Linked DNA regions of Homo sapiens: region 1 is linked to region 2. Evidence: chromatin contacts called from ENCODE Hi-C or POLR2A ChIA-PET data. All regions are on one chromosome and are shown on one strand. The core of a region is the stretch at or near the end of the contact, and the rest is flanking DNA. Distances in the headings are between cores, read along the strand shown. Region 1 overlaps MGAT5 (alpha-1,6-mannosylglycoprotein 6-beta-N-acetylglucosaminyltransferase). Region 2 overlaps MGAT5 (alpha-1,6-mannosylglycoprotein 6-beta-N-acetylglucosaminyltransferase).

The links. A loop is a pair of places that touch in the nucleus more often than their neighbours do. ChIA-PET counts read pairs that join two places held with the same protein, here RNA polymerase II (POLR2A). Pooled maps may share reads with other maps.
Region 1: a loop to region 2 is called in a map of dorsolateral prefrontal cortex, with 2.2 times the contacts of the local background. The contact joins two enhancer-like sites. A Hi-C loop is called at or near these places in 1 of 168 maps with a recorded cell type or tissue (dorsolateral prefrontal cortex) and 3 of 50 pooled maps. POLR2A ChIA-PET finds 5 or more read pairs at or near these places in 3 of 52 experiments (Caco-2, GM10248 and H1).

What each region holds. Positions count from the first base shown.
Region 1 is chr2:134,440,208-134,445,260 of GRCh38, reverse strand. It overlaps MGAT5 (alpha-1,6-mannosylglycoprotein 6-beta-N-acetylglucosaminyltransferase), which reads right to left. Exons shown (of 16, transcript NM_002410.5): 15 at 3,346-3,503. Among named protein-coding and RNA genes, the nearest start is that of MGAT5, 190 kb to the right of the region's middle. RefSeq lists an enhancer at 1,040-1,540. Within about 2 kb of position 3,785, at least 3 of the 41 ENCODE cell types and tissues checked have a DNase peak (open chromatin) inside an H3K27ac peak, as active enhancers do.
Region 2 is chr2:134,256,752-134,262,088 of GRCh38, reverse strand. All of the region lies in intron 1 of MGAT5 (alpha-1,6-mannosylglycoprotein 6-beta-N-acetylglucosaminyltransferase), which reads right to left. Among named protein-coding and RNA genes, the nearest start is that of MGAT5, 5.3 kb to the right of the region's middle. RefSeq lists enhancers at 329-378, 2,853-2,982. Within about 2 kb of position 2,853, at least 11 of the 41 ENCODE cell types and tissues checked have a DNase peak (open chromatin) inside an H3K27ac peak, as active enhancers do.

The sequences.
Region 1 (5,053 bases), core at 2,536-5,035, 180 kb before region 2:
CTGCCCTTGGCCCTGCCTGATGGGGCTGGGGTCACTGTCTTCCCCAGCAACATGGTGCGGGGCTGAGCAGGTGGCCTACTAAGGGTCACCTTCCCTCTCTCAGGTACCAAAGCACTCAGTCTACACTGTACTGCTTAGAATTCTTTGCACAGAGCAACCCCAGTTGCCAATAATTTAACATTGTAGAAGAAACAACTTTAAGAGGTAGCAAAATTAGAAACTGGGCAGGAACACATGTTCCTGTGTATGGAACTGAGGTCCTCTCCACTGGGCCCCACTGGAATGGACCCTGGCACTTCCTGGAGCCTGCATCTTCCAGTCTCCACCCCAGTCTGGGAGGAGACTTGTCCAGAGGATGTGGGTCGCACCTGAATCATGCGTGCTCTGCGGTGGCCTCTTCAGTGCTTAACTGCGCCCTTGCACCCTGCATGCACAAGAACTCGAGGCTGGTTTCCTGAATGGCCCTGATTCAAGACAACACAGGACACTCCAAAGGGTTCCCCTGATGTGATATACTAAAGTCATACTATAGAGTGAGGACAGGTGGTTCTTAAACGCTATGGATACCCAAAGACTGAAAAAGGAACTTAAACTTAGCTCAAAGCAGGCTCCAAGTTGGAGATGCAAAGGCAGCACTGGCTTGCAGGAACTGCTAATTGCTAATTGGCTATGAATATGGATGGGCCAGGATCACCTCCACACTGAGGAGGCACTCAATAGACTGCCAGATAGCAGGGGTTTTACAACATTATCAGTATTTACAAATGCATGAACAAGTTATTCAGCAGGGTTCTTATGTTCAGAGAATTAATATCAGACGGCTTTATTGCAAAATTAGCATTCATTCTAGCCTCCTGCTAAGAAAGCCCGCATCTCTACAGTGGGGTAGGAGGTGGGGGTGGGGTCCAGCGATCCCATGGCACAGGGCCTGGCCTCAGGACAGCCCCACGCCAAGTCCTTTTGCTCTCGTGAACTCTGCATGGATACGGAGGTGGGGAGGGGCCAGGGCTGGGGCTGGCTTATCCGTCTTGGCTCAGTGGCCTCGGGCCTACTCCACTGCCCAAAGCTCTCTGGAAGAAAGGGGTGTTCTACTCTGTCTTTGGCAAGGGCTGTTCATTATCTTACCTATCACCTAGGATATCCCCATTTTACAGATGAGAAAACTGGCAGAACTGAGGGGAGTGGCCATTTGCTCTTTCTCCTTCCTGCCTTCCCTGACCTGGACCCTGGCCTGGAGGTGGCCTGCCTTTGTAGGGCCCCATGCTAGCTCTGAGCCAGACCCTGAGCACAGTCCCTGGGCCAAGAGCACTGACTCCTGCCTGGCCAGGAAGGAAGCCGTGCTGTTCAGGAGTCCCATTTGGACCCATTCCCAGGATGCGGCTTCTCGTATCTCTTCTTCCAGAAGTGGGCTTATGCAGACAGTCCCTAGTCTGTAACTAGTGAATTCCAACTTCAGATGCAGACAGACTCAGGGTTCTCAAGAATCCACCTTACTCCAAGAGCTATATGCAAAAGGAGCGCATGGAAAGCCCCTCACAGGACCCTACAATTCAAGATTTGCGCTGTGGAACTGGAAACTTCCAGTACCATCACAGGCTTTCCAGACATCCTGGACCACTGCCCCCTCCTAAAGCTTGCCTGGTGGCAGAGCAGGGTGCCGCCCCAAGCCCCCACTTTTGACCTATGCTTTTGTTTTCATGGTGGAATCAGGGCAGCTTCTGTGCCTGGGTCTTCTCATAAAAAGACCAGGAAAAAAATAGCATCACCAGGGCCGGGCACGATGGCTCACGCCTGTAATACCAGCACTTTGGGAGGCCTAGGCGGGCAGATCACCTGAGGCCAGGAGTTTGAGACCAGCCTGGCCAACATGGTAAAACCCTGTCTCTACTAAAAATACAAAAGTTAGCTGGGCATGGTGGCGTGCAGTTATAGTCCCAGCTATTTGTCCCAGGCTGAGGCGTGAGAATTGCTTGAACCCAGGAGGTGGAGGTTACAGTAAGCCAAGATCGCGCCACTGCACTCCAGCCTAGGCAAAAGAGAGAGACCCTGTCTCAAAAACAACAACAACAACAACAAAAAAAAACATAGCTTACACCCCTACTCATGAGAGCTTCCCTGCAGCAGGCAGGACACAAGAGGCCACACACTCTCCCTACGAAGGGTTTTATACCACACTTAAGGATAAGACGACTCACAAGAAACAGGCCAACTCAGACCATGGTGCACAAATAACAACAGTGGACAACAGCACTAACAGGGCGTGAAGCCTGAACAGGGACAGGTGAGCCCTGAGCCCCAGGTCCACTCCACTTCCTAAACATCCTCTTCAAGCCTGGAATGGTACACCTGCTAGATCGAATATCTGGAGTTGGGACAGCAGGGTCTTATTATTTGTAGGCTAGTCTCTTGCATAAAACACCTAATCAGAGCTACTAAGGTGGTGGGTGGGTGGGGAGGCTAGATAATTATGCAATATGTGGACTACGGTGGGGTGTGATAAAAATTGAGAGAATGGATTCAAGCCTGTCAAAGATCATGGGTGAGAGGCCAGAAGAAACCTCACACGGAAATTTGGGAACTGCAAATGCCCAACTCAAAATGCCAATGCAAAGGGAAAGGAAAGGTGCCACTAAGTAATGCAAGCACAAGGTAAGAAATTCAAGGAAGGCGCCTCCCCTGTGCAGCCCTGGGCCAGCATTCCCAGTGCCACACTCGCCTCATTACCAAGAGACCCCGCAGACTCAGGTCTGCTGGGGCCTGAGATGCACCATGTGTCAGTGAGCTAGAAGAAAGTGCAAAAGGGAACAGGCCGCAGGAGAAGGCTGCTCTTGGAGATTGTTGTGGGCAGTTTTGTGCCGGCTCCTTCTCCATGTTTCTCATTCCTTTCTGACTCCAGGGTTGAACAATGTCACTTGCCACCAGCCCCTTGCACTGCTCAGACTCTGCTGGAGGCCTGGCTACCAGCAGGGGTCTGAGGAGCTGGTCCATCTATACCTGTGGCTCTGTGCCCACCTCTACTCCCACTGTTCTTGGGGTCAACATTAGCAAGCCGAACACCTCCCACAATCTTCAAACCCAGATACAGCTTTATTTATGCAAATACAACACTCCCATTTAAATTCTAAACACATCATCATGCCAGGTGACTTCATCTCACCCAAAAGGAACGGTAACAACACTGGGCTAACTCTCTAGGGGGATCCTGCTGCAACCTACTCCCCTCCCACACCTTATCCCCACAGCCCAGTAGCTTGGAAGAGGAAACCTGTACCTCTCACCTGACTACCCAACAAGGCCAGCTGGAGTCTAGGGGCTGAGTCCCCACCCCCACCCCAGGGCACTTACTTCAGCATGTCCTTGTCCTTGTTGAGGTGCTGGAAGAAAGAAGGCTCGCAGATGAGCTGGCTCTCCTGGCACACCTGCTTGCAGGACTGCCCGGGCTCAGCAAGCTTGACCTGTAGGGCGCTGAGGGGTGGCCACATCACTTGCCCATGGCAGAAGTCCTAGAACGACAATGAAGCCATCAGCCACAGGTCCAAGGATACAGCTGGGGATCCCCAGCCCTGCCAACCACCCTAGCAATGGAGGCGGCACACTGGGAGAGCACAGGGACGGGGAAGAGTTGGGAGCCACATGGATGGGCTGGATTGGGGCTCAGCTGGAATATGCCTTCAGCCCAGGTCTTGACCTCCCTAACCACCAGCTTACTCAACCTCAAGACAGGGACCAACAGCAGTGCCTTCCACAAAGGGCTCCAGGATGAGAGGTCATACTTGTGATGAGCTTGGCACCACGCCTGCCCGTGAAGGGTGGCTATTCTCAATCATCACCATCAACACTTATGCAGCCAGGCTATTTAGAGCCTCTGCTCTTCAAGGCCCATCTTCAGACCAGCTTCCACCAGCTGGTCTGTTCTCTTCTCTGATTCCAAAGGCACTGTGTCTACCCTATCTTGGCAGTTACCTAATACGACACTGTTTCATAAGCGCTACTTTTATCTCAATGGCAAGGTTCTGACGCTGTGAGGTGAAGATCACGCCAAGGAGACTGCAGACACTTCTGACACCACCTCATATGGTGCTGTGTCTTTGGTAGGGACTTAGTGCTGGTTGGTTGAAAACAAGCACAGTAAGTCCTCACTTAGTGTCGTCAATAGTCTCTCAGAAACTGCAACGTTAAGCGAAATGACAATATAAAGAAACCAATTTTACAACAGGCTAATTGATATTAACAAGAGTTAAGTTCCTATGGTACATTTCTTGTCAAAAAACATCACCAAACTTCTAAATAAAGACCCAAAACACTTCTAATATTAAACATTGAAACAAATGTGAGCTATACACACATTTAAGAAAGATGAATAAATACAAATAAGATAAATTATTTACTCAATTTTTGGTGAATCAGTGAGTGACGGCAGTTGTGGTGGTGGGTTCAATCGAGGAATACACATTTGCGAAGTGAAAATCGTAAGAAGTGCCTCCTCCCACCTCATAATTCACTATCAATCAATCACTAACATGGCACCGCAATCAGGCCTGCCTCCACCAGCTGGTCTGTTCCCTTCTGATTTCTTGCATGTGTATGATTATCGTAGACTTTATGAAGTTTTATTGTACAATAATTTGTATCGATTCATTTGTTTTCGAACGCTCTTATTCCAGCTCAGTGTTGAGGGCGGCTGGAGCCTATCCCAGCAGCTCAGGGTGCCAGACGGGAAGCAGCCCTGGACAGGACATGGTTCTATCGCGGGGTGCATTCATGCGCACCCCCACTCACTCATGCTGGGACCATGTAGACACGCCAGTTCACCTCAGGTGCCCAGCTTTGGAATGTGGGAGAAAACCAGAGACCCTGGAGAAAACCCATGAAGACACAGGGAGAATGGGCTGACTCCACACAGACAGTGGGCCCGACCAGGAATCAACTTTCTTCATTCTAAACATTATAGCAAAATGACATTATTTGAGGATCTTCTGTACAACATTTCGTATATTCAAGAACTGGAGAAATAGAAGTCTAAGTAGCATGTGATAGGATGAGCAGGAATATG
Region 2 (5,337 bases), core at 1,604-4,103:
TTAAGATGATCGGTGACTTGTTCAAGGTCACACATCAGTAAGGAACACAATGTGTTCCATCCGCCCAACAGAAACACTAACTACCTTCCAGAATAAACAATGGTTCCCATGTTAGGATCATGCATAAGAGCTACTTGGAGCCTCTTAGATGCAGAGCCCATAGGGAATTTCTTCTCATTTCCTGCTTCACTAAAAACATTACTGTGATTTTCAAATGAGTCCCAGCTGTAACTGTACCACACAGAGCATCACAGAGTTTCACCAGGGGCTGCTGCTATTCATTCATGGCTCTTACTATGTGCCAGGCAAAAGGTACTAAGCTCTGGGGCACAGTGGGGAACAAAACAGACCAAAGTCCCTCCTCTTTCAGAACTTACATTGTAAGTGGGAGAGACACATGATCAGCTCATACAACAAATACTTGATGCTAAGTAGCTTGAGTGTTATAAAGAATGAGAGTAACAGTGGGTTTGGGCCCTCCTGTGAAGGAGGGAAGGCTAACTTCTCTGAAACAGAATGGAATGCGCATGGCTGTGTTCTAACCAACTTTATTTACAAACAAAGAAGGAAGAGAGGAAGGGGTGGGGGAGAGCAAATGCAGACGCTCAAAGACAGGCGAATGCTCAGCCACCACCCAACAGTCTTGTCCTAGAAGAGAGCCACCATGCCTTAGTAGACTTGAGGGGGTGCGGAGCTTTTTAGGGTGTCCACAGCAGCAAGAGGTCTGCTCAAGCACTTCTGACAGCAAAAGAGCACCAGGACACAGCTGGGAAGAAGCAGAGGGTCATAGAGAGCTATGACCATCAGGTAAGACAAGGGACATTCTAAGCCTCATCGTTTGAACATGGCAATGACAATCACATTGAGATTGAGACTCCAACCTCACACATGTGCGTGCAATCCCTCCTCAATCCAGACTTGAAGTAGTGGTGCTGCATGAAAGAAAGGGTCTTAATGACTGAGGGGTAGAAGAATGAGCCCCTTATTCTGAGTTTACTCCTCCTGTCTAAAACATTTCTGAGGTCTTCCTCAGACCTTTTGACTGGCCTGGGCGTGCTTGTGAACTTGGCCTGGCTTTGATGAGGATACTGGGCAGGCTGGACTCTACCACAGGATGGCTGGAAAAGTCCCAAGCCACAGAGAGGCCCATTTTTAGGTTCCAAGCTTTTTAAAGCAGAAAGCCCTTTCTTTAATCACACCAGCCACGTCACCATACAGTAACTAAAAGCCTTCTCAGACACACTGAACAGCCCAGCTATTTTTTTCCCTACCATTTTCACTTCAAGAACAGTGTATTTCCCTCAAGGGCAGGGGATTTCTACTTTGGCAACAGTGGTTTTCCACATTATCCCACAACAGTCCCAGCCCTCAAAAAAAAAAAAAAAAGAAAAAGAAAAAAGAAACCATTCCTATTCCTTGACCATATTTCCCTATTTGTAGGAAGAGAGACACAAAAAAAAAGTGGAAAAACAAAACAAACTAAAAAACCCTTTACATGCTTGCATCTTTAATGAAATCCAACCTGTTTTTGTTCCTTTTTCACAAGAGAGGTGGAAGGAAACACTTGCAAAAGCTCTCATTCGAATCTCAGAACGTTATCTGGATCTGCAACACAGGGCAGCTGCTAACCTTTCAGAGCAATCTTCGGCAGCCCTAAATGGTATTAACATCTTAGACATAGCATCCCAAGCCAATGAGGGCCAATCGGAAGTCCAAAGCAGTTACCTCTCCACTGCCCCCAACCAGCAACCAAAAGCCCTATGCTGGTTCTCCAACCGGCGTGTGTGCCTCCTTAAGGAAAAAACTTCCTTCCTCCCATAGAGAAAGCAGTGAACTATAGGGTGAGGTCAACATCTGGTTTCTGCATAAGAACATCCATATTGATACCAGAAGTCATAGCCTACAGGGCTCTGCATAAGCTGCCGGCTTCTCACTGCCTCAACACCTTCCATGCCACTGCTTGCTTGCTTCGTTCTAGCTACAGTGGCCTCCCTTCTACCCTGGAGTAGGCCTTAGGACCTAGCATACGCCGTGCCTTCTCCTTGGCATGCTCTGCCTCCACCTCTCTCTTTCCACTGTACCTGGCTGCTCCGTGTGTCATTCTGGTTAAAAGATACCTCCAGAGAGGTGACCTTCTAGTGCAAAGTAGCCCCTCAGATATTTTAAACCCTATCACCATTTTTCTTCCTGGAATGTACTGCTATCTGACTTTCTCTTGCTTATTATTTCTCCCTTCCAAAGATAACAAAGCATCTATGAGAGCAGGGCCTTTGTCCATCTGTTTCTCACTGTATGCACAAAATGTGGGGGATATTCCAGCCAATGACAGACATTTCCTGAAGGACCAGGCTTGAAAGACAGAAGCCAAAGGGCCAGTCCAGGACTAAAAAGCTCAGGGAACCAGGAGACAGGCAGAACGTAGGGAAGAACAGGCACACAGAACCTGGAGGTCAAGGAGGAAACAGGCAGCAGGCAAAGTGGGATGGGGGTCGGCAGAGAGAAGCTGGGAGCCCACAGCTGCTTGAGCCTGAGCTGGCAGCTTTTCTAGGACAGTACCCCAGCCCAGAGAAGCCAGGGTTAACAACGTGTGGATGGACCATAAGGGGAAATGTCACCTTGCCTCAGATTTCCATTACTGTTCATTAGAGAACACAAGTGGACCGGGTTTGTCCTGTTAGATAAGAGGTGATCACTAGGGATCAGAATTTGGGTCAGGCTGCTGGAGACAGAGATCAATTCACCTCAGAAACAAGAATAGCATTGACTCGGGTGAGTGGCACCATCCATGACACAATTCCCGAGACGTCACTGGCAGGCATGGCCCCTGCCACACTGGCTGGGAGATGCAGATGGGGCTGACCTGCAGAGGGCTCTGGCTCTACACTTGCCTGGGAGGCAAAAGCCAACACACTCCTCTCTGGACTGACAGAGTTAATACACAGAAAAGCCCTCCACACTCCAAGAACAAACGCACTGAATGTTCCACACGGGCTGCCCGGGAGTTCTGAGTATCACTTTGGAGTTGCCAAATCCCAAAGAAGTTCAGAAGTCTCTTTTCAAATCACCAAAACAAGGATGGGTTGGGGAAGGGAAGATACTCTTCAAGTTCTATTATTGTTTGAGTACTAGTCACAAGTCACACTAACAGCCAACAACAAGCACACAATGTCAGGCACCTGACACACAGCACTTTGCTCATGTCTCACAGTCCTTGGTGAGAGGCACTGACACCCCACTTTAAAGCAGTTTTGTGCTTCTAGGGCCTAAGCCATGCAGACAGGATGTGGCAAAGACAAACCAGTTGGCTCCAAACCCATGCTCCTAACCACTACAACTCTCGACCTGCCACTTAGAAGAAGCATTTTCAGAGGGCAGAGAAATGCTACATTTTATGTGTGCACCTTATGAAGATGTCGTGAGCGAATCCAAACACAGGCGTGAAAGAGACTTGGGACACACACACACACACAAAATCCAGTAGAGAGAGAGACTCACCCAGAGACTATCTAGGTCAGAGACTGATAAACATTTTTGGTAAAGAACCAGACAGTAAATATTTAGGCTTTGCAGTCTGTATGACAACTACTCAACTCTGCCACTATAGTGCAAAAGCAGCCATAGACAGCATATAATTAAATGGGCATGGCTTTCTTTACAAACACAGGTACCAAGGAAGACTTGGCCCGTAGGCCATGGTTTGCTGACTCTGCCTTAGACCATGGGAGTCCTGGGAAATAGTTGAATCAATAAGGAACTTGATCAGATGAGTATTTAGAATAACCATGGTGACTGCTGATTGATGGATTCAGAATGTTTCAGATGTTTTATGAAATAAATACTGGAATTACCGTGTTTATCTGTTATTGCATTTGTTACAAACAAATGGGAGTGGAGGTGTTCCAATAAAACTATTTACACAATCAAAGGTCCTGAATTTGGCGCATAGGTCATAGTTCACCGAGCCCTGCTGCCTTGGAATCTCTAACCAGAAATTCTAATAAATCAGCAATCATCTAAAATCAGCTACTACAATCCCTCAAATACCTACTGTATACCCATTTATCCTAAAAGCCTCTGATTATACCAATATGGGGATGAGATAAAGAAGGAATTTTTTTCTTCTTTTTGCTGGATTCATTTAAACCAGACACAAATCCTAGCCATACAGGATCAACTCTTCACTCTCAAAGCAGATGTGTAGGCAATGCACTGCACATAGGCTGCATTTATGGCAAAAAAAAAAAAAAAAAAAGAGACTGCAAACTAATGGCCTATGCATCCACATCACTGTTCTGCCAGCCCAGCTATACCATTGAGAATCCTACAGTCTCTGCACCAGCATGTGACATTAACTACCAGAGCTGCCTGCATGTCACACAATGTTACTGATACTGACAGATTCCAAGGGAAGCATATATCATCAGAATGGCTCTCCAGCTTCTAGGACTGGCCCTGGACTATACTAACTAATCCCTAGTACAATCCTCTTGTTCAATCCAAATTGTTGGTGCCAGAACTGGAAACCAGGGGGAACACTAGGCTTTCAAGTTTGAAATAACTAAAACCAGGCCAGGCACAGCGGCTCACACCTGTAATCCCAGCACTTTGGGAGGCTGAGGCGGGCAGATCATCTGAGGTCAGGTGTTTGAGACCAGCCTGGCCAACATGGTGAAACCCCGTATCTACTAAAAACACAAAAATTAGGCAGGCGTGGTGGTGTGCGCCTGTAATCCCAGCTACTCTGGAGGCTGAGGCTTGAACCCAGGAGGTGGGTGTTGCAGTGAGCCAAGATCACACCACTGCACTCCAGCCTGGGCAACAACGCAAGACTCCATCTCAGAAACAAACAAACAAAAAAACTAAAACCAGTTATCTGCTTGATAACATCCTTAAAAAGATGATGTCAGATAGCGTTTGTGGCTTCCACTCTTAGTACAGTTCTCCAAGGTGGCAGGAAGGGGATAATTATCACATATCTAAAGACATTTTGATTGTCACAACTAGGGAGCTGTTACTGGCATCTAGTGGGTAGAGACCCCTGAGATGCTGCTGAAATCCTACCACAATCAAGACCTATTTAGACCAAAAGTCAACAGCACCAAATGAGACACTGTCTTAGTAGGATCTCACCATGTGATAACCCCCCAGTACCTCAAGCACATACATACAAGTCCAATAAAAATTCCAGAAACTCAGCTCCCAAAACCACTTTGATACGTTAAAGTTGATTCGATGAAAGAGAAAACTAGCAGTGTCAGTTAGAGTTGCTGATGTGACCTGTTTGATTGTTTCTTTGTTGTTTTTGAGAAAAAGACAAATTATTTTGCTAAGGTTCAT